2 separate regions of the Homo sapiens genome follow, and region 1 is linked to region 2. Evidence: chromatin contacts called from ENCODE Hi-C or POLR2A ChIA-PET data. All regions are on one chromosome and are shown on one strand. The core of a region is the stretch at or near the end of the contact, and the rest is flanking DNA. Distances in the headings are between cores, read along the strand shown.

Region 1 (3,202 bases), core at 245-2,744, 410 kb before region 2:
CATATTTAAGGTGATATTTAACATTTTTCATTACTAGTTTAGGTAGTTGGAAGGATTACTTTCTGGAAACATATTTATGTATTTAAATAAACTTGTAATACACTTTTAAATATACCTAGTAGACTTTGCCCTAGTTTGCCTGCCACTGCTGTGAATAGTTTCTGAGGGGGATCCCAGCAGGATTGATCCCCAATGACGCTTATTTGATATTATACTATGTATATTTTACATGAGCTGCAACCATTGAAGGAAACTGGGCAAAGATACCTGTGTGCTGTCTGCACTGCCCTTGCAAGAGAAACCAGTACCTGAAATATCTGTCAATCTCCAATCAAGACACAAGCATGGTAGAAGGAGTCAAAAGCATTCAACTTGGCACCCAGCAGCAGTTCTCTTTGGCTGAGGGAAGTGGCCACAAGACTCAGCTGGGGGCCATCAGCGGCCTACACACCCAACAACTGGAGAAATGAGTCCTCAGTCCTTAAGGGGAAACCTGGGTGGTACAACATGGCATCCCCTACACCCTGACAACCCCATGGGGTATCTGTGGAAGAGGGGCTGGGGAATGTGGTTAGCTCAGTTCAGCTCAAGAAGGCCACTACTTTGGTTCAGGTGGTGCTCTTTAATTTATAGTAGCTGTAGAAGTTCCTCCATTGCTACGCGTGTACCCCATCAGACTTTAATTGTGAAGCAATGAGTTCTTTAAAAAAGTTCAAAAATATTCTTAACCAAGTGGGATTTATTTCAGAAATGCAAAGAAGATTAGTATTAAGATATTCTTCAATATAACTTGGCATTATTGGCCAAAGATGAATGCCCACACCATTTTTCTTAAAAATTGCCAATTCCCCTTTTATGGTATTTGTATACATTGCACTATTATCACCAAGGTATGAGTGTTTTTTTCACCACTTCTCTCTTTACACCTTAATCTACATTTTCTTCTATCACAAGTGGCGTTTAACTTCTTTTAATATGTTTAAGGGCATTTGTCTTTTTTTTTTTTTTTCACTTATGGGGTCTCGCTGTATTGCCCAGGCTGGAGGGCAGTGGCTATTCACAGGCGCGATCCCGCTACCGATCAGCACAGGAGTTTTGCCCTGCCCGGTTTCCGAGCTGGGCCAGTTCCCCACTCCTTGGGGAACCTGGTGGTCCCTGCTCCCGGGAGGTCACCACACCGATGCGGAACACAGATGCGTGTCGCCGCGCAATGGGCACAGCGCATACAGCGCAGAGCTCCCGGGCTCAAGCGCTGCTCCCGCCTCAGCCTCCGGAGTAGCCGGGGCCACAGGCAGGGCATTTGTCATTAATGGGGTCTTTTGAGACCGCGGGTGACAGACAACAGGAGCCAGGCCACGCGCGGCGCCTCTGCGCGAACGCTAGGGAGGACTCAGCGCGCGGCGGCCGGTGACGTCAGGGCAGCGAGAGGTTTCGTCACCGCGGCGCGGGGGCGGGGCCGCCTGTCACGCGGCGCCGGCGGACGCGCGGCGCTGGGCGGAGGCAGCGGCTCGGGGACTGGGCGAGGGCCCTGGGCCTGAGGAGGCGCGGCCGCCACTGCGCCCAGCGCCTGCGCGACGCCTGGCTGCTGGGCCCCGGGGCAGTTCAGCCCGCGCCGCTCCTGCGGGTCGGACTGGGGCTGTGGCGGGAGAGAAGATGCCGCAGCCCGAGTCCCAGAAGGCGGCGATCCTGGGCTGCGGGCAAGGCGGTGAGTACCCTCTAGGCGGCGGCCTCCCGGCGTCCCTCAGCACCTCGAGAGCTGCGGCGGCGGCGGCGCGCGGGGCCTGGGCAGGCTGGGGGCGGCGGCGGGGCAGCGCCTGGCTCCCCGCGGGTCCTGGGCTCCCGCACGCCCCCTGGGCGAGGCTCGTGTCTCCGGGAGACGCCGCTGCCCCCGCGCCTCCCCCAGCGTCTCCTGAGGCTTGTTCGCGGGCGTGGGGGCGAGGACCAGGGCGCTGGCCTCGTTTTCGCGTATTTAGGACGGAGGCACACCTGATCCTGCAGCCTCCCCCAGCATTTCCTAAAATGAAGTCCAGATCAGTATTGTCCACTTTTTAAAATTAAAAGTGCCCAGAAATAGAATAGTTCACACATACACAAAACTAGGGAGAATAGTGTGGAAGGAAATTTAATCTCGGGACCCCAAATCACTAAGCCAAAGTCAAGCTGGGAGCTGCGTCAGGCAAACCTGCCCCTAAGTTTTGTTCCTAAGACAGCTGCAAAGATAAAAAGCCACACAGCTCCCTCACCCTTTGGCCAGGAGGAAATTCGCTGTGGACCTCCACATCTTTACCCTGAAACAGTTGTGTGGAATTGCACCCTGGCAGTGTAAATTGACAGCTTGTCTTCGCAGGTGAGGAACAGGGACAGAACTCAAGTCATCCTTCTGCTCACCTGAGACAGATGCATGTCTGACGGCTTCCTCTGCCCTGTATTTATGTAAAAATGCAGATTCACTGAGCCAGACTAAGGCACAAGTGGCTATTCCTCTGCCTGCCCCATGGCGTAAATTGTGTGTTCAGTAAAAGGCAGAGCAGAGGCTCAAAAGAATGTAGCCGTTTGTCTCTCATCTTACCCATGACCTGGAAGCCGCCACTTTGAGTTGTCCCACCTTTCCTGCCCGAACTAGTCTATACCTGTATTTGATTGAAGACTCATGTTCCCCTACAATGTATAAAACTAGGCTGTGCCCCCACCACCTTGGGTACATGCTCTCAGGATCTCTTGAGGGCAGTGTCATGGGCCATAGACACTCATTTCGCTCAGAATAAATCTCTTTAAAAATTTTTTTATTAGCCGGGTGCGGTGGCTCACGCCTGTAATCCCAGCACTTTGGAAGGCCAAGGCGAGCGGATCACGAGGTCAGGAGATCAAGACCATCCTGGCTAACACGGTGAAATCCCGTCTCTACTAAAAATACAAAAAATAAGCCGGGCGTGGTGGCAGGCGCCTGTAATCCCAGCTACTTGGGAGGCTGAGGCAGGAGAATGGCGTGAATCGAGGAGGCAGAGCTTGCAGTGAGCCGAGATCACGCCACTGCACTCCATCCTGGGTGACAGAGCGAGACTCCATCTCAAAAAAATTTATTTTTAATTTTTGTGGGTACATAGTAGGCATATGTATTTATAGGTACATGAGATATTTGATATGGCATAGAATGCATAATCACATCAGGATAAGCAGGGTATCCATCTTCTCAAGCATTTAT
Region 2 (3,587 bases), core at 215-2,714:
CTTCACGTCCCAGCGCACCCTTCCACTCCCGACAGTTCAATGAGAATATCATCTCACGAAATGAGTAAGCACACACGCCATTCTACAACTTCGAGAGACATTCACAGTTCTTCCACGGCACACGCGAGAGCCACAGAAGCCGAGCAGTTCGCTGGCACTAAAACGGTGTCTTAATTTACAAGCAAAGCCGTCAAATAACCGTTCTGTAAGAAGACATTTCTGGTCCTCTAATAAGCTGGGGTCCAGCCCTACTGTACGCTCAAAGGCAGGCGACCCTATTCCCAAGCCCCTTACAGCTAAGACTTACGAGGGAAGCGACATTTACATCTGCACTCTCTCCGAATAAGTGCTCTTGGTATTCTGCCTTACGAGGGGACGCTGGCTACGTCTCCAAAACTTAGGCAGGCCGTTCCCCGAAGCTGGGGGATCCCACAGGACTTGTGCTTTCGGAGCCCGGGAGTGCGGTGCTGGGTGTTGGGGGAGGGGGGAGGAAGAAGTCAAATGGCTTCCTAATATATCATCAAAAGAAGAAAACACAGGTTTGGGACCAGGAAAAGTTCCAGGAGCAAGTCGCTGACAAACAAAAGCTGCACTCGCCCGGCCGCTTTCTTCTCGCCCCCAGCCCGCGCCCCGAGACCACCTGGCCCGGGCGTTTTGACAGCTCCGAGAGTTTCCCGAGCGCCGACGGCTCGGCGGTTCGCCCGGAGTCCGTCCGGGGACTACCTGGGCGCGCTCCGGGCTTGTTTTCTCAATGATCCAGCTAGGCCAAGACGCGGCTACGAGAAATTTCTCCAAAAGAAGAGTCGCGGAGAAGACCCAGTGAAAAGGCCCGACTGAAAAGTAAAGTGTGCGGAGCCGGGCGCCGGCGGGAGCCCGGGCGGGCGGCGCGGAGCGGGGGAGGCCGGGCGCGGGCGGCTACCGAGGGGCGCGGGGCCGGGGCCGGGAGCCGCCACCGCCCGCGGGCCCGCCCCGCCCCCACCCCGCCGGGGGGCGCCGGGGCGCGGAGGCCGCGGGGCGGGCGCCCGGTGACAGCTCCGGCCCGGCGCCGCCGCTGGCTCCCGGCCTGGCTCCCTCGCACTCAACTTACTTCTTTCTGGCTCTCTGGAAAGGGGAAGCGCCATCTTTGCGAGGCCGGCCCCGAGGTCTTTTGTCTGCGGCTGCGGGGCTCGGGGCCGGGGCTCCAGGCTCCTCGGGGGGTGGTGGCGGCGGCTGCGGCTGCTCCACGCTCTTGTCCTCCTCCGACGACATCCTAGTCACCAGGAAAGACACATGGATCCCGGTCCTCCTCCTGGGGGGCTCCCGCCGCCGCGGCCGCCGCCGCCGCCGCTGCTGCTCGGGTTCCTCCTCCCCGGCTCAGCCTCTCGCATTTCCCGCAGCCCCGGGAGCAGCAGCAGGTACCGGGAGAGGCGGCAACATGGAGCGAGCAGGACACGCACTCACACACATCGGCGCGGGCGCGCGCACCTCCGCGCGCAGGGGCCGGGCGGGGGGCGGCGGGCGGGGCGGGCGGTGCGGGGCGGGCGGGGCCGGCGGGTGCGGGCGGGCGGGGCAGCCGGGCGGGCGGGCGGCGTGAGGGGCGCCGGCCCCCGGGGTCTCCGCCCGCGGCCCCTCCCCCGAGCCGCCCGCGGCAGGAGGAGAAAGGGGCCCGGCGCGGGGAGGGCCGGCCGCGGGGCCCGGCGGGGGCGGCGAGGGGGTCGCGCCCCCGGCCGGCCGCCCCTCCCCCGCGCGTCAGGCCCGTCAGGCCCGGGCGGCGGCGGCGGCGAAGTTTTGACAGCTGCTCCAGTGGCGGCGCTGGGCGCCGGGCCGCGGCTCGCTCCTCACACTCGCTCTCTCACACACGCTCGCTCGCTCTCCCGGAGCAGGGGAGGAGGAAGTTTTGCGGGTGTGCTTGGACCCCACACACACGCCGCGCGACCGTGGCCGTCGCGCGAGGCCCGCGCCGGGGATCCCCCGGGGCGACCCGCACCACAGACCTCTCCAACTCGCAGCCGTCGCGCCCACACACCGCCGCCTCGACGGCCCCCGCCCGCTCCCCCACACTCGGCCCCTCGCCCGCCCCCCGCGCGCCGCCGCTGCCACTCACGGGCCTCGCTCCGCGCATGCGCCGCTCCCGCCGCCCGCGGACGCGCCGCCGCCGCTGACCTCACCGCCCCTCCCCCTCCCCCCCGGGTTCCCTCCCCCTGTGACGCGGCGGCCGGGCCCAGCCGCGACTCCGGCTCCGGCTCCGGCTCCGGCTCGGGAGGTAGCCAAGCTGTGGACCCAGAGATCCGGGATCGGGATCGGGGAACTGCGGGCGAGGGCGGGAGGGAGCCGCGGACACACGCCGAGGCGGCCGCGGTCGCCCGGCGCAGCCCGGCGCGAGGAGCAAATGTGCGCCCGCACGGCGAGGGCAGCCCGGGCTTCGCTGGTTCTCGCCGAGGTCTTTCCTCGTAGCGCCCACACTACGGGGAGGAAAAGGAATGGAGTCAACTTCGTTCGAATCCAACGCCAGTTAGTTTCCTTATTATAACGTCATTTTTTTTAATCCAGAAAAGGTTCATAAGGATGTAAGACGAAAAGAACGATGACAGCTCGAGAAATAAAACGGTTAGAGACAAAATAAGCCAATAAAAACCCAACCACTTGATTTTAACGTTCAGTGTGTTGTGATGAAGAGGCAAAAATCGAAGTACTTCTAAGCCACCTCTCATAATATGTAAAAATGGTAAAAAGAAAAATGGGGCTAGAATCCGCCTGAAAAATGCACTTTCTCAAGAAGGACAGTTACAAATATGGGATTCTGGATTTCTCAGGCTAATACCTAACACTTGGACGATGATCTATTCTGTGCTTTCCATTCACTATCGATTAGTTTATGAGAGTGAAAAAATTCTAGATTTGAATGGGGGGAAATAGTAAGACCTATCAACCATTTGTGAAGGATTGGGGTAAACTATCATTTAATAAGCATCTACTTTGGGCCTAGCGTTAAGAGGCACACTCTCATGTTGATTTCTTTTGATCTTCGCAGTGTAGTTTTAGTGTAAGGTAAAAAAAAATAGGCTCCTTTTCCAGCGATGTTTGCTTTCCCTTCTAGTAGCTAGGATGTTAACTTTAAACTGTGTCTTCTACTTGGGCAAAATACACACACTTTGATTCCCAGAGCCTATTCTAAATGAAAGCATAATTTTTTGAAATGGCTGAAATGAGGAATAACGTCAGATAGTCATTTGAATACCTTCAGGGTTTAATCCCTGCTGGCTCTTTCAAATTTACTAAATTTATAACCAAAGGAAATTTGGGATTGAGGAGGAGGCTGGCATGGTAAATGCAAACTAGAAATTAAAAGTGCCTGACGATTACACATAGAAATACAACATATATGTGACTAGTGATAAACATATGATGTGATCTAGTGAAAGTTTACTCAGTACAAATTTGAAAGCACCCTTTCTTTTTTCATTTTCTTCAGCACATTGTACTTTAAATAAAGTGTGCTTTCAAAACTGGATTATTGATCCAAATATTTAGCTGTGTTCCGTACTGAAATTAGAATAGGCACTTCCACGGTGAGTTTCACATGTACAAAATTATACATCAGGATAATT

The links. A loop is a pair of places that touch in the nucleus more often than their neighbours do. ChIA-PET counts read pairs that join two places held with the same protein, here RNA polymerase II (POLR2A). Pooled maps may share reads with other maps.
Region 1: a loop to region 2 is called in a map of prostate gland, with 5 times the contacts of the local background. The contact joins the promoter of GALNT11 here to the promoter of KMT2C in region 2. A Hi-C loop is called at or near these places in 3 of 168 maps with a recorded cell type or tissue (CD8-positive, alpha-beta T cell, naive thymus-derived CD4-positive, alpha-beta T cell and prostate gland) and 16 of 50 pooled maps. POLR2A ChIA-PET finds 5 or more read pairs at or near these places in 1 of 52 experiments (BJ).

The regions. Positions count from the first base shown.
Region 1 is chr7:152,024,180-152,027,381 of GRCh38, forward strand. It overlaps GALNT11 (polypeptide N-acetylgalactosaminyltransferase 11), which reads left to right and starts at 1,495. Exons shown (of 12, transcript NM_022087.4): 1 at 1,495-1,705. RefSeq lists silencers at 185-479, 1,330-2,029.
Region 2 is chr7:152,434,539-152,438,125 of GRCh38, forward strand. It overlaps KMT2C (lysine methyltransferase 2C), which reads right to left and starts at 1,465. Exons shown (of 59, transcript NM_170606.3): 1 at 1,088-1,465. The coding sequence starts at 1,248. It also overlaps the pseudogene FABP5P3. RefSeq lists enhancers at 432-481, 522-751 and silencers at 1,232-1,291, 1,672-1,721, 1,812-2,101, 2,142-2,481.